Regions from separate parts of the Mus musculus genome. Here region 1 is linked to region 2. A link is a loop called in an ENCODE intact Hi-C map of the cell type or tissue named here. Cell type or tissue: heart. All regions are shown on one strand.

The links. Peaks named below come from ENCODE experiments on the same cell type or tissue, not always from the same donor. Only the 100,000 strongest peaks of a DNase experiment are listed, where the experiment ranks them.
Region 1: it touches region 2 in a loop (5-fold over the local background); 13 of 42 quality-filtered maps call a loop at or near these places.

The regions. Positions count from the first base shown.
Region 1 is chr19:39,182,807-39,190,806 of GRCm38, forward strand. It overlaps Cyp2c66 (cytochrome P450, family 2, subfamily c, polypeptide 66), which reads left to right. Exons shown (of 9, transcript NM_001011707.1): 8 at 986-1,127; 9 at 3,643-3,950. The coding sequence ends at 3,824. Among named protein-coding and RNA genes, the nearest start is that of Cyp2c66, 73 kb to the left of the region's middle. In heart, no CTCF peak of the experiment used is centred here; no DNase peak of the experiment used is centred here.
Region 2 is chr19:39,107,715-39,115,714 of GRCm38, forward strand. It overlaps Cyp2c66 (cytochrome P450, family 2, subfamily c, polypeptide 66), which reads left to right and starts at 6,184. Exons shown (of 9, transcript NM_001011707.1): 1 at 6,184-6,382. The coding sequence starts at 6,215. In heart, no CTCF peak of the experiment used is centred here; no DNase peak of the experiment used is centred here.

The DNA of each region.
Region 1 (8,000 bases), 75 kb after region 2:
TATGTTTACCTTTCACCATCTGTTAATCTTTGGAGTTAGTTGTTATATTTTTCTCTGTTTAGAGATTGTTCCTCTGGTGATTCAGTTACCATCTATCAGCAGACCTGGGAGACTAGCTCTCTCTTGAGTTTCAGTGGTTAGAGCACTCTCTCCAGGCAAGCTCTCCTCTTACAGGGAAGGTGCACAGATATCTGGCGTTTGGACCTTCTCCTGGCCGAAGATGTAGGCCAAAAAAAGGACCTTTTCCAGAAGCTGTGTTGCTTTGTCCTGTCACAGAAGCTGTCAGTTTCTGTGGTGCACACTCTCACCTGTGCAGACTACTTTGGGCAGAGTCCCGGAACCAAGATGGCTACCGCTGATCCTGAGGCAAAAGCCTCCCGAACCGGGCGGACACCTGTCCTCTGGCCGGGAGGGTGGCCAGATGCCCGGAGCCCCAAAAGGGTGGTGCCTCAGAAGCTCTGTGGCTCCTGCCTGTCCCAGAAGCTGTCAGCTTCTGTGGTGCACACTTTCACCTGTGCAGACTACTTTCTTTGGATTCCCGGAACCGTTTCTCTTCTCCTTTCTTTCTTTCTTTCTTTCTTTCTTTCTTTCTTTCTTTCTTTCTTTCTTTCTTTCTTTCTTTCTTTCTTTTTTCTTCTTTTCTTCTTCTTCTTCTTCTTCTTCTTCTTCTTCTTCTTCTTCTTCTTCTTCTTCTTCTTCTTCTTCTTCTTCTTCTTCTTCTCTTCTTCTTCTTCTTTCTTCTCCTTCTCCTCCTCCTCCTCCTCCTCCTCCTCCTCCTCCTTCTTCTTCTTTGGGGAGACAGGGTTTCTCTGTATAGCTCTGGCTGTCCTGGAACTCACTTTGTAGACCAGCCTGGCCTCAAACTCAGAAATCCGCCTGCCTCTTCCTCCCAAGTGCTGGAATTAAAGGTGTGTGCCACCATGCCTGGCCCTCTTACTTCTTAAACCTTTATATTACGTGACTTGTTTATTCTTCTTGTTTCCAGGGCACCACTGTCATAGCATCACTGACTTCTGTGCTATATGATGATAAAGAATTCCTCAACCCAGAGAGGTTTGATCCTAGTCACTTTCTGGATGAGAGTGGCAAGTTTAAGAAAAGTGACTACTTTTTTCCTTTCTCAACAGGTAATCAAAATTATTTCCTGGTCTTTTGAATCTTACAATATTTCCACCCCATCTTCCACAATGCTCCCTAAGCCCTAGCTTCAGGAGCTGTGCTAGAGATGTGTCTGCTGGAGCTGTGCACAAAATGTTCAACTGCTCTTTGCATTTTTATCAGTTATGGATTTCTCTAAGGGTTTCTCTTTGTTTCAAAGACAAGTTTCTTTGATGAATGTTAGACACTTGCCTGCAAATATTGATAAGTAGAACCATGACCTCATTATGTCAGAGAAGTTGAGTAGGTTTCCAGTACCTGCTGAGGGGGCTTTAAGCCCAATTAGACAGCCACTGTTTACCAACAAGATGCATGTGTGTCATTATCGAACCCTTAGGGACATTTTGACATGCTTGGCATTATTGTGGCTCATCAATATCACAGCAAGGTAGGAATATTGATTGCCAACTTTCTTCATGAAATTGTGTCTCCTAGAGGTGACAGGGAAACTTGACCCATGATATATTGCTGCCTAAACAAGACTTGAGCATGTACAGCACCAATAGGTAACATGAAATAGGGAAGTCTCATGGAGATCCATTCCTAAACCAAGAACTACAGGCAACTAAAGAATGCTAAGAGCAGAAAAAATTTCTTTCTCCCCATTGATGAGCCTCTTCATTGTTTTTACAATACTATGTTGTTAACTTTTAATTCATATGCATACAAGTAACATTAACGGACTTACCATGGTGTATTTTTATATCTATATACACATATTACATATACATTTAATTACATGTATATATACATAGACACATTCACACACATATATTTGTAATTTATATGAAATAATAATAGAGAAAGATCACAAATTTTAGAGGGAGCAAGCAGGGTATGGGAAAATTTACAGAAAGTAAAGGCAAGGATTAAATGATGTAATTATATTTGAATTTCAAAAAAAATTCCAGGCAACAGAATAATTTGTATGTATCTCTTGAAACTTTCCAACTTGTATTTTCTTTTAGAATAGCAGACTAGCTTTGATCTAGTCATTATTCCCAATGCCTATGCACTTTCTCTGAGACAAAACGTATCTGCTGATCCACATTAGTGGGACTTTAGAATGTTGACTTATCCTTTCCAAACTCACCAACCTAAACCATAGCGTGGTTGGACTGTGTGTCTAGATATATCATTAAGCTACTATAGAAGTTTTCCTTGATAGTAGGGCATGTTGCTGTCTGTGAGGAAGGTAGCCAGTGTCATGATAGCCCACTCCTTGGTACCAGTCTTCTGTACAAGTTACTTTTCTTGATTTTGTGTACAAATTCTTGTTAAGAAGCACCTTAAAGGTTTATTTCTGCTTATGGTTTGAGGGAAGATCGTCTATAATGGAGGAAGAGACATGACACAGAAGCCCCAGTTTGGGCAGGGAAATGATGGTTCCCTAGTAACTGCACACTGCCTGCTGCTGGAACTGCAGAAGGGCTGAAGCCAGCCCTTGTTATTTGGTGAGAGGCTTAGGGAAAGAGCAATATATAGCTCTGGGGTAGCTGGAAAGATTCATTTCACATCTTGGCTTAACATGAAACAGATGGCAGGCTAAAAGCTAGAGAGACTATAAACCTTCAAGACACATCTCCAGTGACTGAGTTTCATTCTAAGCTTCCACCTACTAAAGTTTCCAGAACATTATAAACAGCATTGCCAACTGTGGACTACATATTTAATTAAATACATGAGCCAATTTAGGACATATTGTATTTGGTACACATCACATATTCTTTTGTAAGCAACTGTTTCTGCTGACTACTGCCTGTCCATTTGTAGATGTGGATTTGCATCTGTGGTGACTCAGTTTGCAAAGATGTCAGGTTTTTCAGTCCCCAGAGTTGTTTAATTTTTACAATTTAAGACTATTCTCAAGATGGTTACTGGCTGTAGTACTCTGAGTATTTGTTAAGAGATACGAGAAGGTTTTCTTTAAAGTTCCCTACTTATGAGGTGTCATGATTATCTGCTTCTTTAGATGATTTTTTTTTTGGTCTGGGTGGAACCTTCTGTCCATGTTGCCCCACTGTCTGTTCTCCCTTTCCCCTCTCTGATGGTAGTCTTTCACATTATCCTGATATTTGGTTCCAAAGAAGTAGTATTCTGTCTCTTCTGATGTATTATTCATATTCTCTGGAGTACACCATCTATCCTTTTGTGCCCCATTAAATAACAGGGTTTATCACAGCTACCCACCTCCATGAGCAGTAATAAATGTTCCTTTATTTTAATTGTGGGGATGGGAAGTCCAGTGTTCAGTGCTGTTATTTCACCTTCTAAAGCTTTTTATACACCTACTTTAATACGGTATTTCCTAGTATTAGCCATGGAGAAATGTATGTCAATCATTTTTAAATTTACCCATCCAAATGACTATCCATCCATCCATATCAAAGAGTGACATAGGTTTTCTTTTATTACAGTTGTCAACACAGTCCTTAACCCAATAAGCACAAGGAGTTTATTACTTTCTTTGTTTTTTATTTGCAGGAAAACGGATTTGTGTGGGAGAGGGTCTGGCTCGAACAGAATTATTTTTATTCTTGACCACCATTTTACAGAACTTTAACTTGAAATCTCCAGTTGATCTGAAAGACCTTGATACTACTCCAGTTGCCAATGGATTTGTTTCTGTGCCACCCAAGTTCCAGATATGCTTCATTTCCATCTAAATGGATTTCCCCCTAAAGCCCTTTCCTTGAGGGTATAGCTTATCTCTTCTGTCAGGCATGTCTCTCTGACCCTATCACCAGAGTTCTGGGATTCCATATATATCCCTGCACAAACTGATCTATGTCCTTCTTTATTTATAAGGCAAGTAGTACTAAGCTAAAATAATATATCAAGATGTTTCTTCAACATAATACACACAAAGAAAGCATGACATCTCTGACCGTCTATCTCTTAAAGGTACAGAAAATTCCTATCTTCTATTTAAGGCAATTTTTAGGGTTACTGCAAAACAAGTCTGCAATTCCCTATGCTATTCAATGATTTATTGATTTCAGCCATGTTCTTATCTGATGGTGAATTACTAACATATTATTTTAAAACTGAGAAATATGACAGTTTTTAAAGCACTGTGTGTTTTAAATAAAAGTATTACAATTCTGGTCTGTTTGCAAAGATTTTTTCTTTTTTGGTATGGTCTCATGTAGTTCAAGCATTATGCAGCTGAAGGTAAATTTAAGTTTCAAATCACCTGCTCTAGCACCTGAGTTCTGAGAGAGTATATATGTATATATATGTGTGTGTGTGTGTGTATGTGTGTGTGTGTGTGTGTGTGTGTGTGTGTGTGTGTGTGTGTGTGTGTGTATGCTATGCCCACTCCAGTGAAGTCTGCTTGACAGGCTGAAAGGCCTGGAAGCACCCACAAAGCAAAGAGTTTCAAGAAAACTATGCTTCCTGGAACCGTCCTGGACATTCCCATAGCCTGTATACTCAAACCTTGTCTCTTCGTTAGTCTGGTGTTTGGATACATGTGCTCTCTTTCAGTATTGTTTTATTATAAGTACCTTTAAGGGTTGATTTTTGACATATAGCTAAGCCTCCACTAGTGTTCCAATGGTTCCTAGAAAATCCTTGAAGCCGATGGTGAGCTTGGAGTTCAGTAAGAATGTTAACTATTCAGTAACATTCAAATTCACTGCTAGTAGAGACAGTGAAACCAATTACAAAGAACAGAGCTAGAAAAGCTCTGGGCTAGTCTGCATAGTGATTACTTAGGGCAATAGCTGAGTCATACTCAAACACAGGAATACACAATGGCCCAGCAAATAGGTGGGTTGTCCCTTGAAAGAGTTAGCGGAAGGGGATTCCCCTGGTACAGGTTTTTTCGCTAGGCCCAGAGGAATAACATTAATCAGGTATTTACTAAAGAACCTCTGGTGGTGGGTTTAGCAATAGACTAGCATTTCATCAGAGCATTCACCAGGCTCCATTTTAAGTGATAAACGAGGCCTCGTCCTCACCATCATTTGGCGTATGCATTCCTTTTGTTTTGTGTCACTGTAACTTGGAGGATGTGTTCACCTGGTGTTTTGGTTTTCTTCTGTATAAAAAAGTCTGGTGTTCCTTTGGACATTGCATTCAGATCCAACACACTCTCTCGTGTCTGCATCTGTCTGTCAATTCTCCCCAACTCTATGCCCATCTGTCCGAACCCCTGATTCCCGCTGATTGAGGGGGGGCATCTAGGCCCAGTCTGTGGCATATATCTATATCTATATATGTATCTATATATGTATCTCTATCTCTATCTCTATCTATCTGTCTGTCTGTCTATCTATCTATCTATCTATCTATCTATCTATCTATCTATCTATCTCACAAACTAATCCATTGTCCTTCTTTGTACATAAAGCAAGTAGTAATAAGTTAAAATAATGTTCTAAGATGGTTTTGTTTCTTTATAATAATACATACAAAGAAAGGAAGAATGGTAGCAAGGATTTTTAATCAAGTCTCACTAATAATAAGTGCAGGGTTGGATCAGAATGAGAAAAATGATTCTATAAGAGAACATACAGAAAGGGCCCAACTTAGGGAGGATGGCACATTAACTGTCATGATTCCTGTCACTGAGATGGCGTTATTCTGAACATAAACACTTCTCATGGTCTTTTCAGTTTGTGACTCTTCGCTATAACCAAGTATGAATCAATGCTTCCACCCTGGAAATCGTGTGCTGTGTGTATCATCATTTTCTCCCAAACAAGACCAGAGTTCTTGGAGTTTCATCAGTTACTTTTTCTAATTTCCACACATTTTGTTACATTCATAAGAACTACGGTAACTTGATTTTATGACTCTAAAGTCATTAGCATCATTGGATCACTAGAAAGCACACAAATATATATTCAGATATCATTAAATTCTAGTTAGCATTTTTATTTCTTTCAGCCTTATGTCAACCATTGACCTTTGAAGTTAAAAATTTAAATGCTGTATTACCATGTGTACTTGCATGCCAAAAGAGGGCATCAGATCTTATTATAGACAGTTGTGTGCCACCCTGCTGGAGTTTGAACTCAGGACCTTCTGAAAGAACATTCAGTGTTCTTAACCACTAAGCCATCACTCTAACACAGTCATTATCTTTTTAAAGTTCATTTCTCAAAGGAAGCTACTTGACATTCTCTTTGTTATAGCTGCAAACACAGTGCCTGTTCCAGTCGAATACAAGAAGATAATTACATTTTTTTTTTCAGGAAAATGTATTTGTGTCAGAGATAACCTGGCTCAAATGAAGTTATTTTTATTCCTTACTACCATTTTATAGAATTTTAACCTGAAATCTGTTGATCCACAAGAACTTGATACCACTCATTAATGTAAGATATTAATGCTTAGAAACTTATATACCTGTACATATATGCGGGCACATTTACAATTTACTTCCAATACATACCATATATACATATGCACTTGTATGGAATTAACTATGATTCATTGTTAAACTGAACTTATGTAGCATGTATCTTGCCTTTTGCTATTTTTTATATAAATGTAACTTTTATTCATCAGATGTAATTGCTGTTTTGGAGGCTTACTGTTGAAGAAGCTTACCCTTTCTATTCCTTTCTGAATTCTGGCTGGCTGGTTCAAATCACCTATTCTGACCCAAAGTTCTCTCCTAGCTGATTAACTCAATCTGTCTTCTCTCAGCTTCTTTCTGAATGGTTCTGCTTAAACTGAAACTAACTCTGGAAATGTGTTCTAAACTTCTGGCTTCTTACTCTCTGGCTTCAGTTGCCTCTGATGATCTGCACTGAACTTCATGAACTCATGAACGAGCTCAACTCCACTGCACTGCACTCAATGCACTGCCTCCAAACTCACTCAACTGTTCTACACAGAGCTGACTGACTTTCTCTTCTTGCACTGCTCTTAAATAGCTTCTCTTTCTTGTCCCATTCTCGTGAGAGTTGGGTGAATCCTATCTGATTCTTTGTTTGAAATCTTTCTCTGATGCTTCACTTTGTCTGCCCCTCAACTGGATGTCACTTTCAAACATGGCTGTTTCCTTCCACAAACTAATTTTACCTTAAAAGTACATAGTAAACTTGCATTGTAGAAAATTTTAATACCAACATAGAGTTTCTACCCTGCCTCGATCTTTCAGTTTCTGAATAAAAGACACTCACCTTTTATTATTTACAATAAACCTTAAATAGCACAAGAGCTGGGCAGATATCACCCTCTATGCTATTAGAATTTACTTTCCTATTGATAACATTGAGTAATTACTTACTATATTTCATCTGGTCTGCTTTTAAATCCAATTGCCAACCCTCAGGGCCACATTTTGATGACCCACCTAATCCATGGTGGCTTCTCCACCATTCCCTTCTCTTCCTCATAGTTCTTCCCCAACTCCAAGCTCTGGAATCCTCATCCCTGCCTATGTTTCTTCTGCTCAGCTATTGGTTGTTGGCATCTTTATTTACTAATCAGAAAAAAACCTTGGGGGTGAGGTAACATAGTGTCATTTGGGTCTACATGTGGACTCTCTCATCTCTGGGTTAACCAGGTCTTGAGGAACCAGTTTTAGGATTAGAATACAAGCAGCATTAGGCCAACCTGGGTATGTTTGTATTCCAACCAAGGGGATTTAAGATCTATGGTGTGTCTGCATTTCATTCAGATCACACAGACCTAGGTCTTTGGATATGGTCCCTTGCTCTATCCTTCTATACTTCTACAAAACAGTATTCCAGGAAAAGCCTCAGGATAACAGAATGATGATCTGAAAATGCCTCTCCACTTTATTTTTTATATTGTATTATATTGTACTGTATTATATTGTGTTATATTATATTATTTTTCAAGACAGGATCTTTCTTTGT
Region 2 (8,000 bases):
TGAAACTCAAGAAGAATGAAGACTGAAGTGTGGACACTATGCCCCTCCTTAGAAGTGGGAACAAAACACCCATGGAAGGAGTTACAGAGACAAAGTTTGGAGCTGAGATGAAAGGATGGACCATGTAGAGACTGCCATATCCAGGGATCCACCCCATAATCAGCATCCAAACGCTGACATCATTGCATACACTAGCAAGATTTTATTGAAAGGACCCAGATGTAGCTGTCTCTTGTGAGACTATGCCGGGGCCTAGCAAACACAGAAGTGGATGCTCACAGTCAGCTAATGGATGGATCACAGGGCTCCCAATGGAGGAGCTAGAGAAAGTAGCCAAGGAGCTAAAGGGATCTGCAACCCTATAGGTGGAACAACATTATGAACTAACCAGTACCCCGGAGCTCTTGACTCTAGTTGCATATGTATCAAAAGATGGCCTAGTCGGCCATCACTGGAAAGAGAGGCCCATTGGACTTGCAAACTTTATATGCCCCAGTACAGGGGAACACCAGGGCCAAAAAGGGGGAGTGGATGGGTAGGGGAGTGGGGATGGGTGGGTATGGGGGACCTTTGATATAGCATTGGAAATGTAAATGAGCTAAATACCTAATAAAAATGGAAAAAAAAGAGGTTACCAATTTCCAATATTAATTCCAATATAAATCTCATGCTTTTTAGTCTAGCGTATGTTCAGTAAATGGAACTTTGTTTCTTTGGGATTTTAGGTGAACATGAATCAGGCAATAAACTCTGTTAACCTTACACAAGATATCAGGGCAAGATGACTTTGGGTCACTAAAGGTCTAAAGATTATTAAAATAGAACTTTTCTGACCTCCACATCAGAAAATGATGATCTAATTATTAACTAGATTTGAAAGATCAATATAATCAAACTTTTCTGACCTGTATGTAAAAAAATGATGATGTAATTATTAACTAAAGTCATGTTTGTTTTGAGTAGGACTAATTAAGATTGATAATGAATCACAGTGCACAGTCAGTAAAGGTTGATGAATGCAATAAAACTGGATGTTTACATGGAGGAAAAATGGGCAGGATAAAGACTCAAATCCTGGTTCTACTACCTGTCTCTGTCTCTAATGACATATGTCTCTAATTAAAGGACAGAATCTCCAAGGCTCAGCTTTCACTCCCCAGTGGGAATAATTTTGGTTTAGACAAAGAAAGTAGATGGAATCATAAGAAATATTGATGTGAGCATTTTAAGACAATATATAGAATTTGTATAATATATTTTATGAAATATTGTATAACATAGTCTTAAAGGACAGTTTTCTGTGCTACGTGAGTTCAATCAATTTACAACACATATGAGGCTCTCTGTACATATCAAGCCAGTGCTTAAGCTTTGCCATTATAACTAGAAGAGCACACATTATTCCATTAATATTTGGATTTTTATGATGTTTGAGACCTCACATTCCATTCTGAGCAGTCTGGTCCTTTTACACTATAATTTCTAACATCCCCAAGCACTGATGGTTTACTAAAGCCATAGAAACTCCTCTGTATTTAGCCTTCCTTATTTATTATATAGTATTTTTTATTCTTATCAATTACAGAATTATGATGACTAGTTTTATGTCAACTAGTCACAAGCTGGAGTCATTGGAAACAGTGAACCTACACTGAGAAAATGTCTCCCTAAGTCTGGCAGTAGGCATAAACTTTTTTAAAAAATTAATTAATTAATTAACTAAATTAATTAATCCTCCTCCCCAGTCCCCTGTCTCCATGTGAATGTCCCCATCCTCCATGCCACCTGACCTCTAAATTCCCTGTGGGATCCTGTCTCTTGAGGGTTTGGTGCATCATTTCTGAAGGAACATAAACTTGGCAGTCCTCTGCTGTATGTGTGTTGGTGGTCTCATATCAGCTGGTGTATGCTGCCTGTATGGTGGTCCAGTGTTTAAAAGATCTTGGGGGTCAAGATTAATTGAGACTGCTGGTCCTCCTACAGGGTTGCCCTTCTTCTCAGCTTCTTTCAGACTTTCCCTAATTCAACAATAAGGTCAGCTGCTTCTGTCCATTGGTTGGGTGCAACACTGCCTCTGACTCTTTCAGCTTCTTGTTGGGTCTTCCAGAATGCAGACATGTTAGGTCCCTTTTTGTGAGCACTCCATAGCTTCAGTGATAGTGTCAGGTCTTGGGCCCTCTCCTTGAGCTGGATCCCTCTTTGTGCTTGCCACATGACCTACTTTTCCTCAGGCTCCTCTCCATTTCCATCCCTGGAATTCTTTCAGACAGGAATAATTATGGGTCAGAGTTGTGACTTTGGGATGCACCCCTCCCCTGACCCTCATTTAATGCCCTGTCTTCCTGCTGGAGGTGGGCTCTATAATTCCCTCTCCCTACTGTCTGGCATTTCCTCTAAGGTCCTTCCCTTTGATTCCTGAGTCTCTCACCTCCCATGTTTCTGGTGCATTCTGGAGGGTCCCCAAAGCCTCCTACCTCCTGAGGTTGCCTGTTTCCATTCTTTCTTTTCTCTCTCTTTTTAATTAGATATTTTCTTTATTTACATTTCAAATGTTATCCCATTACACAGTTTCCTCTCCAAAAATCCCCAATCCTTCCCCCTCCCTCTGCTCCCCAACCTACCCACTCCTGCTTCCTGGCCCTGGCATTCCCCTCTACTGGGGAATAGAACCTTCACAAAACCAAGGGCCTCTCCTCTCATTGATGACTGACTAGGCTGTCCTCTGCTACATATGCAGCTAGAACCACAAGTCCCACCATGTGTTTTCTTTGATTGGTGGTTTTGTCCAAGGGAGATCTGGGGGTACTGGTTAGTTCATGTTGTTGTTATTCCTATGGGGCTACAAACCCCTTCAGCTCCTTGGGTACTTTCTATAGCTCCTTCATTGGGGACCCTGTGCTCCATCCAGTTGATGTCTCTGAGCATCTACGTCTGTATTTGTCAGGCACTGACAGAGCCTCTCAGGAGGCAGATATATCAGTCTCCTGTCAGCAAAATCTTGCTGGCATCCACAATAGTGTCTGGTTTTGGTGGTTGTTTATGGGATGGATCCCCAGGTAGGGCAGTCTCTTGATGGTCATTCCTTCAGTCTCTGCTACACACTTTGTCTCTGTATGTCCTCCCATCGGTATTTTGTTCCCCTTTGTAAGAAGGATCAAAGTATTCACACTTTGGTCTTCCTTCTTCTTGAGTTTCATGTGTTTTGCAAATTGTATCTTGAGTATTCTGAGCTTCTGTGCTAATATCCATTTATCAGTGAGTGCACATCATGTGTGTTCTTTTGTGACTGGGTTACCTCACTTAGGATGATATCATCCAGATCCATCCATTTGCCTAAGAATTTCATAAATTCATTGTTTTTAATAGTTGAGTAGTACTCCATTGTGTAAATGTACCACATTTTCTTTATCTATTCCTCTGTTGAGGGACATCTGGGTTGTTTCCAGCTTCTGGCCATTATAAATAAGGATGCTATGAGCATAGTGGAGCATACGTCCTTATTACATGTTGGAGCATCTTCTGTGTGTATGCCCAGGAGTGGTATGGCTGGATCTTCCTGTAGAACTATGTCCAATTTTTTGAGGAACCACCAAACTGATTACTAGAGTAGTTGTACAAACTTGCAATCCCACCAGCAATGGAGAAGTGTTCTTGTAATTCTTTAAGGGATTTTTGTGTTTCCTCTTTAAGGACTCCTACCTGTTTAGCAGTGTTCTGTATTTCTTTAAGTGAGTTATTATGCCCTTCTTAAAATCTTCTACTACCATCATGAGATCTGATTTTAAATGCTATTCTTGCTTTTCGGGTGTGTTGTGGTATCCAGTACTCGCTGTGGTGGGTGTACTGGGTCCTGATGATGCCCAGTGTTCTTGGTTTCTGTTAGTAAGATTCTTACGTTTGCCTTTCGCCATCTGGTAATCTCTGGTGTTAATGGTCTAGTTGTCTCTTGCTGGAGCTTGATCCTCCTGTGATTCTATTAGCCTCTGTCAGCACTCCTGGGTGTCCAACTCTCACCTGAGTCCCAGTGGTCAGAGCACTCTCTGCAGGCAAGCTCTCCTCTTGCAGGGCAGGTGTCCAGAAATCTGGAGCTCTGATCCACCTCCTGAGTCCTGGGGTCAGAGCCCTCCCTGTAGGCTGACTCTCCTTTGGCAAGGAAGGTGCCCAGGGGTCTGGGTCTCAGCTCTGCCTCCTGGCTAAGGATGAAGTTTGGAAGGGATCCTGTCCAAGAAGCTCTGTTGCTTCTGTTGCCCACGTGCTCTCCAGTGATCAGGAGGTCCTGGGTGTGGTAGGGGTCCTGGGGTGTGGAGAGTCCTCTGGGGCCCTTGGCACCCTCAGCAGGGTTCACATGGAAGATAGCGGGGCTGGACCCTACCAGAATGAATACCAGCCTCTGGTTGGGCAGGGTTTCTTTGTCCCTGATCCTGCTGGCCAAGATTCTTTGGAGCTGATGTTGAGTTCCACTCACCTGTGATTCTGAGATGATCCCAAGGTCCCACAACATGAAGAGTACTCTGGGGTCCTTGGCAGCCTCTGCAGGGTTCAGGGGGAAGATGGCTGGGCTGGCCCCAACCAGAACCCGCCCGCCTTTCTTTCTTTCTTTCTTTCTTTCTTTCTTTCTTTCTTTCTTTCTTTCTTTCTTTCTTTCTTTCTTTCTTTCTTTCTTTCTTTCTTTCTTTCTTTCTTTCTTTCTCTCTCTCTCTCTCTCTCTCTCTCTCTCCCTCCCTCCCTCCCTCCCTCCCTCCCTCCCTCCCTCCCTCTCTCTCTCTCTCTTTCTTTCTTTCTTTCTTTCTTTCTTTCTTTCTTTCTTTCTTTCTTTCTTTCTTTCTTTCTTTCTTTCTTTCCTTTTCTCCTCCTCCCTCTCCTCCTCCTCCTCCTCCTCCTCTTCTTCTTCTTCTTCTTCTTCTTCCTTCTCCTTCCTTCTCCTTCCTTCTCCTTCCTTCTCTTCCTTGTCCTCGTCCTCCTCGTCCTTCTCATCCTCCTCCTCCTCCTCTTCCTCCTCCTCCTCCTCCTCCTCCTCCTTCTTTTTCTTCTTTTCTCCTTCCTTCTCCTCCTTGTCCTCGTCCTCGTCCTCGTCCTCCTTGTCCTCATCCTCCTTGTCCTTCTCACCTCCTTGTCCTCCTCGTCCTCCTCCTCTGCACCACCACTGCCCATCAACACTCATCTTCTATCACACACAGTTGTTCTGCTCATGAGTTTGCTTTCTGTTGTGTATCATTTAATTTTTTTGGGAAAATGACAAATTAAAATACATTAATAACATTCTGAAACCTATAATTTTCTGAGTTGTTGTAACCAAGTTCTCTGAGGTTCAGTCTTTCTTCATTATGGAGAAGAAAATAGATTTTTTTTATTGTTTCTTTGTGAGAATATCCTACTGTATTAACCTTGAAGTAATGGAAGGTGTTCATTTAATGTGGTACTTCTGGCTTTATAAGAAGTGCAGAGGATTTATATTAGGGCAATTTCTAATGTGGTATATGTTTTAGTTGATGGGATTATTCTGATGTGTAAGTAATAGTGTATAACAGTGGTTATCAGATTTACTCGACATCTACGAGTAAGTGTCAGGACGACAGGTTCCTGACAGAAAGTTCCCTTCCATATTTGAAATATAAAATGTTATCGTCTATGTTTCAATCTTAAAATTTATCTTATGATAAAAATTATCCTCATTATTTTAATTAAAAGCTTATTGTATTATCATTCACAGTATATGTTGTTTGATATTTTATGTTAGTGTCTTTGTAATGTTAGTATATTTTTTGAAAACTCTGTTGTGTTATTTGTGAGAGAACAGTTAATGTTTTATACAATATAAAATTCCTTTTTATTTGCCAGTTATATAAAATATTAAACTTCTATAATATTATAAGTCCTCTAGTGTTCATTAAATTAAGACCTCTGAATTTTTTACAACTTCCAATTTTCTGTCATGAAGTACCTTTACTGTTTCTTTTTCAATTGTGGCTACAAAGCAGGAAACCCTTTCACCTAAATTTTTCAAACCCAATCCATTATAAGGATATGCTGTTGTATAAATGAGAGCAAAGGAGCCAGCACTTTAATCACTATGTTGGAACAAAGTCCCCTGCGAGGAGAGATTAAGTGTTGTTTCTGGTTGGTCTGTTTTGTATCAGAGACTCACATATGTGTTAGCAGACTTCCTTATATAAGCTTTTGGTTATGTGCACAGTCATATCTTGAGAAGCAAGCAATGGTTCTAGGTGTGTTTCTGGGGCTTCTTCTCACATGTCTGCTTCTCCTTTCACTATGGAAGCAGAATTCTCAGAGAAGAAACCTTCCTCCTGGCCCCACACCTCTTCCCATCATTGGAAATATTCTTCAGCTAGATCTTAAGGACATCAGCAAATCTCTGAGGAATGTAAGTATACATTTGGTTTTCCCAGAAGCACTCAAAGGGAAGTAAATGGGGCCAATGTTTAAGTGAAAAATATGGCTGGGCATGCTCTATACAATAGAAGATTAGAAAACTGTTACCTAAGCTTGATGGGCTAGTTGTATTTTTCATCATGTCACTCTCAGAAATTATAATACAAGGCAATGTGGTATGACTAGTTAAATATTAAAGGCTGTTTAGTAGAATGAGAATCACTGTGTAGTAAAGTTGCAGTTTTTCCTTCTTAATACCTTCAGTTAATGGCTGAAGGAAAAACAAAGGAAATAGAGATTTCCTTCACCTATTTTAGCCATGCATGTTACATAGAATGTGCAAACAAATGTGCAAAACAAATTCTGTGAAGAATTAACATTCATCTGCTATCCAGAAAGTAGCTGTGTGTCTGAACAACAACAACAAAAAAATGATAGGACTAAGTAGTCATTCAGGACTTAGTAGTAGCAATTAGAAGTCTTTTCAGTCCTAACACACCCTTTTCTGGGAACAAGAATGTGACATGTGTTAGAACTTGCTTCTGGAAAATGCTGCACCTTGTACAGATTTTCTATTTGTTCATAATGCTTGTAGTCAGCAAAGCAGCCTCGATGATGAAGAAATATTGGTATCACTTAAAATACAGAATATCTAAAGCTAGAGGGTATAGTTTAACTTGTATCCTTTTGTATTCAGACACATTGTTACACCAGCAATATTTGTTGAAGATGCTTTCTTTTTTTCATTTCATATTACTGTCTTCTATAAAAATAAAAAATAATAAAAATGTCCATAGGTGTGTGAATATATTTTTGGGGGTCTTTAATTCAATTCTATTGATACACCTGTCTGTTTTTATTACAATACCATTGTATTACTATATGTGTGTCTTAGTGCTCGAAATCAGGGATGCTGATGCAACCAGACATTCTACAGGATTGTTGTAGCTATATTGGAGTTTTTGTTTTTCCATATGAAGTTAATAATTGTCTTTTCAAAGCCTGAGAGCCCTTTTGTTGAAAATTTGAAGGAAATTGCATTGAATCTGTAGATTGCTTTTGGTAGTATAGATATTTTACTTAGTTAATGTTAGCAATCTATATGCATTAGAGTTCTTTCCATCTTCTGATCTTCCACTTCTTGTTTTTTTCATCTTTTATTAGATATTTTCTTCATTTACATTTCCAATGCTATCCCAAAAATCTCCTATACCCTCCACCCACCCTGTTCCCCTACCAACCCACTCTCACTTCTTGGCCCTGGCATTCACCTGTACTGGAGCATATAAAGTTTGCAAGACCAAGGGGCCTCTCTTCCCAATATGGCTGACTAGGCCATCTTCTGCTACATATGCAGCTAGAGACACTAGCTCTGGGGGGGGGGGTATTGGTTAGTTCATACTTTTGTTCCACCTATAGGGTTGCAGACCCCTTCAGCTCCTTTGGTACTTTCTCTAGCTCCTCCATTGGGGGCCCCGTGTTCCATCCTATAGAAGACTGTGAGCATCCACTTTTGTGTTTGCTAGGCCCCTGCATAGCCTCACAAGAGACAGCTATATCTGGGTCCTTTCAGCAAAATCTTGCAAGTGTATGCAATGGTGTCAGAATTT